2 separate regions of the Homo sapiens genome follow, and region 1 is linked to region 2. Evidence: read pairs that join two places in POLR2A ChIA-PET (ENCODE). Cell type or tissue: Panc1. All regions are shown on one strand. Links, peaks and the distances in the headings refer to the core of each region. The heading gives the core; the rest is flanking DNA. Region 1 holds the start of LINC00242 (long intergenic non-protein coding RNA 242). Region 2 overlaps DYNLT2 (dynein light chain Tctex-type 2).

The links. Peaks named below come from ENCODE experiments on the same cell type or tissue, not always from the same donor. Only the 100,000 strongest peaks of a DNase experiment are listed, where the experiment ranks them.
Region 1: POLR2A ChIA-PET joins it to region 2 with 5 read pairs; 12 of 35 experiments call an interaction of 5 or more read pairs at or near these places.

What each region holds. Positions count from the first base shown.
Region 1 is chr6:169,798,328-169,803,705 of GRCh38, forward strand. LINC00242 (long intergenic non-protein coding RNA 242) reads right to left here and starts at 498. Exons shown (of 2, transcript NR_026781.1): 1 at 410-498. LINC00574 (long intergenic non-protein coding RNA 574) reads left to right here. Exons shown (of 3, transcript NR_026780.1): 3 at 2,504-4,546. RefSeq lists enhancers at 2,176-2,868, 2,869-3,562, 3,563-4,255. In Panc1, for the core only: no CTCF peak of the experiment used is centred there; a DNase peak (open chromatin) is centred at 2,584; H3K27ac peaks cover 991 bases.
Region 2 is chr6:169,742,216-169,747,593 of GRCh38, forward strand. DYNLT2 (dynein light chain Tctex-type 2) reads right to left here. Exons shown (of 4, transcript NM_174910.3): 2 at 1,853-2,059; 3 at 865-1,023. Among named protein-coding and RNA genes, the nearest start is that of DYNLT2, 6.7 kb to the right of the region's middle. In Panc1, for the core only: no CTCF peak of the experiment used is centred there; no DNase peak of the experiment used is centred there.

The sequences.
Region 1 (5,378 bases), core at 190-5,189, 56 kb after region 2:
CTAGTGAAGAAAGCACCTTAAATTCTTTCTTGAACAAAGTATGTGTGTGTGGATGGAGGAGTAGGTTCGTAGGCAGATAGATTAGATAAACATTGTCAGTAAATTTAAATGGACATGATGCACACTTTAAACTCTCTCTGAAATAAAATAATGAGAAGTAAGAAATCCGAGCCCACAGATACTGGCCTGTTCAGGTGGTCCTGCTGAAGCACTGTCTCCATGGAAAGAGGAGTGCCAGAAGGAAGGACTGAGGAGACACAGCAGTGAGTCCACGTTCTTCCCCGAAACAACATCATTTCCTAAGCTTATTTATCACCTTTTAATTCTACAGAATCACATTGTGATTTTATAGTGACTAAGGACCAAGAGTAGAAATGTCTTATCTCCAAGGCATGGAGCAGGCACTTACCATTTAAAGGAAGCAATCTTCAGGCTTTTACAGGATATTGATCTCTTGGGAATGTCAGCAGGGGCACAAGGAGAGCAGTCGATGCGTCTGGACTCATAAATTGCTCACGTTACATCCAATATGCAGTGTATGATATGACGTGTCATGGAGGTGTCTGCAAAGGCACCACAAACACCAACATCTGGGTTACTTATTTGTCTCCTCTGCAGTGAAGCTGGCAATAAACACATCTCCCAGAGGCTGGGGAAGGTGGGAAAGAATGATCAAATGAAAGCTGCCAAAATGAGGGCATTTTTTCTGTCTTCATGAATCATCAGCCATAAAACAACAGCAGGACAGGGGTTGCATCCTTCTCTCTGCCGCTACAACCAGCAGGTGATGGATTGGACGTGGTGGCTACAAAACGCAGATGAAGGTCAGCACTGTGTTCTGGCTGAGACTTCTCAAATTCTCACTTCACAGTTAATTTTTGTTTCAGACAATGAATGTTGTTGTTATTTTAATGATAGCATAAGTTTAAAACTTTGATGCTTCCATTTTTCAAAAAGGGCAAACCACCACTGACAATAACAAAATCCTTTAACACAACAGCACTGGGGAACAGAGCCCAGGGCTTCTCCATTTGCTGATTCTCGGCACCTCCGTCTCTGTTACTCTCTGATGTTTCTTAAAGGCTGTCATATATGCATGGGATAAATGCGGCACAGCAGAAAACCAGAAATAAAGACAATGAGAATGAAGACGAGGCGGTTCTGGACAAGGTGCTGCTCAACCAGGAGGTGGCAACAGCAGGAGAGTGGACCTCCTTCCACTGAAGCTGCGGATAAACAGGACCTTGGAGGCCAGTGAGCTCCCTGCCCCAGTAGGGACGTGGCCTGCTCTAGGCAGAGGGCAGTTGAGCAAAGGAGAGAGGCATCAAAGTAGAATGACTTCAACTTTTTTAAAGGTTGAAAAACGCTGAATAAAGGATTACTGTAAAGAGTATGGGATTGTTTATATTTGCTGAGTAATCAATACCACATATTGCTTTCACGTTGTTTGCTCAGCTCTGTTCCAGGGCACATCCAAGAAGCATGGGCATGTTTCTGTGCTCTTACAAAGCCTCCTTTCTATTAGGAAGCCTGCAGCACACACAAAACAGCCATCAGCAAGAGTGTCTGTGGCCCCAGTGCTGCCCTAGGCAGCACACGAGAGTGATGGACTTTGAGTCCCTTTATTTTCTGCTCTCTGGAAGGAGGGGTTTTAATAGAATTTATCTTTTTATATATTCTGCCTAGCATTAGAGAAGCAGACAATTTTAGTCAATCATTCAAGACCATCCTGCGACCTCAGCTTTTGTGCTTTACAACCTTGTAAAGAAACACAGCAACATAATTAATTACAATTACAGCACTGTGATGTGAAATTTCAGCCAAAAATCTAAGTCAGCCAAAAATCTAAGTCATTGCCTTTGGCCTGAATTCCTTTAGCATAATCTTAAGACAGAACACGCATGCCTGATCCAAGGGCCTGTGCACATCAGGTGCACCTCCCAGCAGGAAAGGCTCGGAGGCGTGGGCCAGGGGATCATGCAGAGTTGGGCTTTCATTCAGCATCCCCGGGAATCAGGACATTGCACTCACACACACGCTTGCCACACAGCCTGGCAGGAGCCAAGACAAGGTTGCAACACTTTCATCTTTAAGAAAGGAGTTTGAAAATATTCGCTGCAAATTAACACAACTTTTCTGGCTGGTATGTACCCACAAATGGATGCAGCTGCACCCCGGACCGACCTGGGCTCCCTGAAAGATCAGAGGGAAATGTGAGGGACAAACCCATTCAGTGCAGAGCTCTCTTTCTTCAAGCAAGGGAAAAAAGATTTCCAAATTTGAAAATGACCTTCGCACCTCCCCTCCTTTCTGTTCCCCTCTTCAGTGGAATGTTTGAACAAGCACTGATGACTCGCTCCCAAATAGCCCAGATAAGGTTTTACAAGAACAGGTGGGCCTGCTTGAAAGATAAACTTTTTCTGAAGCAACAAGAAGACAAATGATCCGAAACTTGCAATTTGGTTAATGTTTCTCTCTCTCTCTCTGCCTTGTGTGTACACAGCTCCTTCTGGCCGGCAGCAGGAAGAGTGGCCCTGTGTGTGCCAGGCCCTGCAGTCTCTCCTCTCAGCTGGTGTCTCCAGTGAGGGACCTGAGTCATCGCACACATGAGCCTGTGCTCAGCCTGCACATCTCCCGCCTCCCACCAGCTGCTCCTCAACTGCCAGGGCCAGACTGTGGCAAAATCTCACTCCTCTGCCGATGCTGGGGTTTCCCTCGTGTCTGGGAGGTGGTGTGCTTGGTGGCCTGAGCACTGCAGTGAATCCATGTTTCCCTCCCAGCACCCTGTTCTGTCCTCCAACTTGGCCGACAGCTCTGGCCAGGGACGCAGCCCAGCTGGTGCCCACCCCGCACTCTGTCCATTTCATAAGAGCCCTTGGTTTCCTCACTTCCCTCAGATTTTGCCAAGAGAATGGTCCTGGTGTGGCCCAGAAAGGCCAGCGGGGTGCAGCCTGGGACTGAAAGCAGAGGCGGCTCTGGTGGGGAAAAAGTAGCTCTCCCAGCCTAGCCCTACTGGTGGGCGGCACCTCCTGGCTCCAGGCCATCTTTTGTCCCAGTCCTAGGTAAGAAAAACACAAACAAAAGCCAGTCCCATGGCACTCGAGAAGCAGGAGGCCGTTCCCTGACAGCAACATGCTGTGTGCACAGACACACGGGTGGACAGGAGGCAGAGCTCGGGGTTGCTGCGGAGCGGGCAGGACACTGGAGCGGCAGGCAGTGCGGACCCGCCGGGCAGCCGTGCACGGTTGTCGTCCTCAGCGGCAGGAGCCAGTTTGTTGCTCAGGGCCTTGTCTTTTTACAAAGAGCCCCAGGCCCCGGGGGCTTCTCTGGGTGCCTCTTTGCTGCCATGTCTGCACGCGGGCGGAGAGCAGACCAGGCTACCGACCCTCTCGCTTTGCTGTCTTCACGTGGAAAAGCCAGTGTCGTAGCCCCAAAGGAGGGGAAACTGTATTGATTTGGGGAGCCTCTATGTTGATTTCAAAACAGATTGTCTCCTGTGTTCTCAAAGACTGGAAGCGAACCCCACAACCGCCTTAGGCCACAAAAGCTTTATCCTTTCTAATTAGCATCCCTGTGACCTGCTCTGCGCCCTGCAGATATTTTGCTCAGCCAGCCAGAAGGAGGGAGGCCAGACACCAGCCCCCACAGACCTGCGGCTGCGACCCCCTGCCTGGGGACGATGGGGTCGGGGTCCAGTAGCTGCCCCAGAAACAAGTGGGGCTGCAGGAGGCTGATGGTGAGCTTGGAGGTTGGCAGAATTCTAAATCTGGGCACTGCAGGGTCCCCACAGGTCACGACCCTACTCTGCTCCACCCAGGCTCCGGAGGACCTGAGCAGGAACCTCTGCAGGGGGGGCCCGGGGCTCCCTGTCCTCTCAGCAGCCGGCAGTGCTCCCTGACAGCCCGGGCCTCTCCCTCCAGTAGTTCGGTAGTTTGCTGTCACCAACATGGCTGGGCCTGGGACAGGCTCCTCCTCTCCCTCCAGAAGCCAGGCAGTCCCTCCTGCCTCAGTTTCTCAGACTAGGCCGCCTCTCCCATCGCGAGACACTGAAGACCCTCAGCTGTTTCCATCTGCCCAGTCTGACTGCTGGATCGCCCTCTGTGTGCGTTGGTTTGCTGTGTTCTTGCTACTCGCCCTTGGATAAGATTTCTTCTCTACTCATGAAGCTGCGTGTCCTGGAGGGCAGGGCCGCACCTCACATGCATGTTGCCCACATAGCTCAGCAACAGATGCTCTCACGCTTGTTAAAAGTAAAACCGGGCCAGGCGCAGTGGCTCACGCCTGTAATCCCAGCACTTTGGGAGGCCGAGGTGGGTGGATCACCTGAAGTCAGGAGTTTGAGACTAGCCTGACCAACATGGAGAAATCCCGTCTCTACTAAAAATACAAAAAATTAGCTGGGCGTGGTGGCACATGCCTGTAATCCCAGCTACTCGGAGGCAGGAGAATTGCTTGAACCCAGGAGGCGGAGGTTGCGGTGAGCCAAGATCACGCCATAGCAATTGCACTCCGGCCTGGGCAACAAGAGCAAAACTCTGTCAAAAAGAAAAAAAAAAAAAAAAAAAAGTAAAACCAATTAGCCAATGTAAAGGAGTTTAACTGAGCAAAGAGTGATTCACAAATCAGGCAGCCTCCCGACCCAGAGTGGACTCAGAGACTCCAGCACAGCCATGTGGTGGAAGAAAATTTAAGACCGAAAAAGGAAAGAGATGTACAGAAAATGGAAATGAGGTACGGAAACAGCCAGATTTGTTAAGCTTGGGGTTTGCAGTAGTTGAACATGGTTGAAGAGCTGGCCACCTTAGATTGGCCAAAACTCAGCGATTGGCACAAGAGTAGGCTACGGTCTGTTTACAATTCCATTTAGGTTACTGTTCGTGATGTACAGAGAAAGCTTTAGGTCGAAATTAAAATACACAAGGAGGCAGCTTTAGGCCACACTTGATTTGAAAGCTAGAGAGGTCTGGTGGAGGCTGCATTCTCCTCTCCAGGAAGTACATTTGTGGGCTGCTAAGCCACAAGATAAGGAAGAACACAAGACAGCTAGAGAAGGCCACGAGCTGGACCCAATACCCACATATTCAGGAGTAAACACTGGTGCTGTGAAAGGGTCAGTGCCTCCATAAACGTCTCCACAGACATAGAGCTCTGAGCGGACACGGACCACTACACACAACAGAGCTACACACAACAGAGCTTGACAAGCCACAGAGCTCCACAAACCGCAGAGCTCTCTACAGACACAGACATCTCCTCACCACAGAGCTTTCCAAACCAAAGAGCTCTCCACATACACAGAGCTCTCCACACCACAGATCTCTCCACAGACACTGAGCTCTCCTCAACACAGAGCTCTCTACTGACACAGACATATTTAT
Region 2 (5,378 bases), core at 71-5,070:
TTTCATTTAATCTTCACAACAGCTCTAGGAAGCCAGTTTTATCATCACCATTTTATAGATGAAGAAACTGTGCCAAGGCCACAGCCAGCAAGTGTGGCAGAGGCAATCTGACTCCAAAACCCAGGCTGTTTACATTATCCCTATCATTTTATTTCCCTGAATTCTAAATTGTGCTGCTTTATCTCCTTAAGTAGAGTAAAATCTCCTTGAGAATCATGGTCCGTGTTTTATCATTCCTTGATTTTCCTTAGTACCTAACACCTATTAGTGCCCAAAATAAATTTACTGGTTAACTTAAATGACATTAAACTGTCAAAATTGATATGATCAAGGAACAGAATAGCAGTGCAATTTAATAAATTAGTAGTACCAAATTGCTACTTCTAGGTTTGTACTTTTCTTTCTTTTTTTTTGAGTCTGTTGCCCAGGCTGGAGTGCAGTGGAGCGAACTCGGGCCACTGCAACCTCTGCTTCCCAGTCTCAAGTGAGTCTCCTGCCTTAGCCTCCCGAGTAGCTGGGAATACAGGCACCCACCACCATGCCCAGCTAATTTTTGTATTTTTAGTAGAGACGGGGTTTCACCATGTTAGCCAGGCTGGTCTCAAACTCCTGACCTCAGGTGATCCACCTGCCTCAGCCTCCCAAACTACTGGGATTACAGGCATGAGCCAACGAACCCAGCTGGTTTGTACTTTTCAAATAATTTACAGTGAAATAAATATACTTAACAACATGATACTTTCCTTCAAAAAGTACCTCAGAATCTATGGCATGCCCTTGAGTCATCACAATAAAAATCAAATCACTAGGGAGGAGATGCCTTATAGTTCTAATTGCTAGATCCTGTATCAATGGGGTACTTACATTTATTGCTTGGCCAGTCTTTTGAATAAATAATACTTTTATAATGAACTTATAACGGTGGTACCCAAATTCTTTGACTGCTAACAGTATGCGGTCTGCCAATTCAAGTGACAAGTGAGAGAATACTTTATCATCATATTTGACATCTTTAAGACTTTCCTTTAAGAAAATTTAAGAAAAATACTTTTATTTTCAAACCAAATATTTTCTATATAAAAATTCAAGTAGAAAACATGTCTAAATAATATATATATAACTGTTTTAAAATAAATATATTCCTAACTAAATAATATTAAATAAATTTTATGCTTACCTATTTCAGTAACAATTTTGAGGAATATTTATTGGGGTTTTCAAATTATATTCAATTACTTTTCATTAGCGATACAAGCTGTAAGTTGTAATTTACTAGACTACTCTGCCAAACAGTTAATAGACACAAGGAGATTTTCTAAAGAAGACTTCTAGAAGGTAAAGGAAATTCTTAGGTAAAGGAAAGAAACCTTTTTAAATTTATACATTTATTAAAATTCAGATTTTGGTTTTCTTATACTGAAGATTACTTGGACTCAGAACCTGTACCAAGTCACTGCCCTGCTCAGTGGGCTCATATTAAAACTACTTCTTTCCAGCCCTCCCCTCTAGTCTCTCACTCCACTAATTTTTCTCTGGCCTCCAGGAAAATGAAATCAAAGATTTCTAACCATGTTTATTAATAAATTAATGTATAGCTTGAAGGAAATGGACATGGCTTGTGGACTATAAAGCATTACTCTTACAAACCAGGAGCAGAACTGGACACCTAGCAGACAGACTACACATCTCTGATTAACTAACTTGTTGTGCCTGCACCAATGACACAATACCTTCTGGTTCTAGTGACAATTGTATGAGCCAATTCCTGGAATAAATTTCTTCGTATATATAATTTCTGTTTCTCTGTAGAACCCTCATACAATACTGCTATCATATATATTTATCAACCTACTGTTAGTATCTGCTGGACTTTAGTTTCTACTGAATGAGCTTGGAATTTCTTCAATGGCTCCATTCTATATGAATTAGCAAACTTTAATTTTGCCAGGGCACTCTTCCATTCTTTACCTATATCAGCAATTGAGTCATCAAAAGGAGGCTCCACATACTGAACATTGTGAATTGACTCTCTCAGTCTTTCTCTTAAAATCTGTGTATACTGGAGGAGAAAGAGAGAGGGGAAGAGAGAAAGGCAGAAAGATTACTTTTTAAACTGTAAATGAGTTTTCAGATTAAATAAGCCTGTACAGTGGGACAGGGCTCACACAAAGCTTGGAAATTTGTTAAACAGATTTCTACAATAATGTGGTTGCTAAATCCTAGATTCACTCCTGGCTATCAATTTGGCAAAAAAAAATAGGAATACTATTTATTCTTTTATCTATACTCACAAACATATACATACAAATTGCATGCATATATTTAGAATATCCATGGATGATCCAAAGGAACTAGAAACAAGAGTGGCCTCCAGGGAGGGCAACTGAGTGGCTATGGGATGGAGATATAGGGAAAACCTTTCTTCCTCCCTACCCTGAGATTATGAAAATATTATCCTTCATTGTCTTAAAATTTTATTTTACTTCATTTACTTATTTTTAAATAATACAATTATTTAGATAGCACATTCGTAAGTCTTAAGGTGAAAAGACACCAAAAGAGCATTGATTTGATATATATATCAGTTCATGCTTTTGACATGAAACATCCATTCTGTGACATCCAATATGCATTAATGAAATATTTGCTTAGTGCCCAATATGTCCCAGATAAATGCTCTAACCTCTTAAGTTAAAGCAGTAAGCTTCATTTTATTAATAGCCAGGAATTTCTTTTTCTTGCCTAATTGCTTGGCTAGAACTTCCAGCTCTATGTTGAAAAGAAGTGGCAAAAGTGGACATCCTTGCTTTGTTACTAATATTACAGGAAAAGCTTTCAGTGTTTCCCCATCGAGTATGATGTTTGCTGTGAAGTTTTTTTTGTTTGTTTTTTTTTTTGAGACAGTCTTGCTCAGTCGCCCAGGCTGGAGTGCAGTGGCGCGATCTTGGCTCACTGCAACCTCTGCCTCCTAGGTTGAAGTTATTCTTCTGCCTCAGCCTCCTGAGTAGCTGGGACTACAGGTGCATGCCACCACTCCCAACTAATTTTTTTGTTGTTGTTGTATTTTTAGTAGAGACGGGGTTTCACCATGTTAGCCAGTATGGTCTTGATCTCCTGACCTCGTGATCCACCTGCCTTGGCCTCCCAAAATGCTAGGATTACAGACATGAGCCACTGCACCCAGCATTTGCTGTGCAGTTTTCATATAGAGCTTTTATTAGGTTGAAGTAGTTTCCTCCTATTTCTAGTTTTTGGGGTGTTTTTATAATAAAAGAGTGTTGAATTTGACATATAGTTTTCTTCATCAATTGAGATTTATCATGTGGTTTATTTCATTTAGTTAATGTGGTGTATTACCTTGATCGATTTTCATATGTTGGACCATCCTTGCATTCCAGGAACAAATTTCACTTGGCCTCGGTGTCAAATCCTTTAAATAAAATGCTGAATTCAGTTTGCTAGTATTTCGTTTAGAATTTTTGCATCAGTGTTAATACATGATACAGGTCTGTAATTTGCTTTTTTTGTAGCATCTTTGTCTGCCTTTGGTATTAGGGTAATGCTGACTTCACAGAATGAGTTAGACAGTATTCTCTCTGCTTTTATCTTCTGAAAGAGATTGTAATAATTGATATAACTTTTTCCTTAAATGCTTGGTAGAATTCACCAAGGAAATCACCTGAACCTGGTGATTTCTGCTTTGGAAGGCTGTTATTGATTCAAGTTTTAAAAACAGATATATGCTTATTCAGATTATCTATTTCTTTTTGTATGACTTTTGGGAAATTGCATCTTTCAAGGAACTGGTCCATTTCATCTAGGTTATCAAATTTCTGGGCACAGAATTGTTCATAATATTCTTTCATTATATTTATAGTGTTCATGTAATTTCTAGCAATATCCTGACTTGCATTTCTGCTATTAGTAATGTGTGTCCTCTCTTTCTTAGCCTGCATAGAGGCTTATAGATTTTATTGATCTTTTCAAAGAAAAAGCTTTTGGTTTTGTTGGTACCTGATTTCAATTTCATCAATTTCTGCTATAATTTTTATTATTTCTTTTCTTCTTGGATTTAATTTGTTCTTCTTTTTCTAGTTTCTTTGAGGCTTATTTTAGCTCTTTCTTCTTTTCTAATATATGCACACATTCAATACTATACATTTCCTTCCAACCCATTTTTGCTGCACTCTACAAATTTTGGTATGTTTTCATTTTTATTTAGCTCAAAATATTTTTTAAATTTGAGATTTCTTCTTTTGTAACAGTGTTTTTTGATGTGTAGCATTTCTAGTTCTTTCTTAGGATTTCCATTTCTATGCTTACATTGCTCATCCGTTCTTGCATGCTATTTTGTCAACTACAGCCCTTTAACATATTAATCATAGTTACTTAAATTGTGATAATTCCAACATCCCTGCCATGTCTGGTTCTGCTGCTCACTCTGTGTGTTTGTTGTTGTTTTTAGTATGCCTAATTTTTTTCCTGATAGCCAGACATGATTCACCAGGTAAAGAAACTGCTGTTAACAAGGCCTCTGGCAATGTGCTGGTAATGTATTAACGGAGAGGAAGCATTCTGTAGTTGTATGACTAGGTATTTTAGTGAACCTGTGCTTCTGGACTGTGAACTTCACATATGTTTCTGAGTTTTTTGTTTTTTTCCCTACTTGCTTAAGTCACACAGGATGGCTAAGGAGGGCTGGAGTGAGGTCACAGAGCAAACTGCTGCTTGTTAATCTACTTTTGGGGGCAGCAGTTTGTCCTGTGACCTCACTTTTTTCAGTTTGTTCAGCTTTTTACTTGTTAGGACATAGTAGGGACTTTAAGGAAGCTGGAAGTCTTACCTTTGCTTTTTGAACGATATTTTAGCTGAGTATAGAATTCTAGGTTGTTAGTCATTTTCTTTCAATCCTTAAAGATGATGCTTCGATGTCTTCTGTCTTGCATTGTTTCTGAGAAGTATGCTGTCATTTTGTCTGTTTCTATGTGTGTAACGTTCCTTTGTTCTAGTTGCCTTTAAATTTTTAAGTCACTGGTTTCAAGCAATTTTATTATTCTATGTCTTGGCATAATTTTCTTCATGTGTCTTGTGCTTGGAGTTCACTGAGCCTCTTAGATTTGTGGGTTTATAGTTTTCAACAGATTTGAAAATTTCTCATTCCTTATTTCTTCCAGTACTTTTTGTCTGTCCTCTCTCACCTCTTTGGGGACTCAAATTATAAGAACGTTAGGCAACTTTAAGTTCTGTCAAAGCTCATTGACATCGTGTAATATTTTTTCAGCATCCCCCCCAATTTCCACATCTCTAAATGTCCTTTCTTCTGCACTGTTGAATCTGCTGTTAATACCATTTAGTGTATTTTCATCCCTGACATAGTA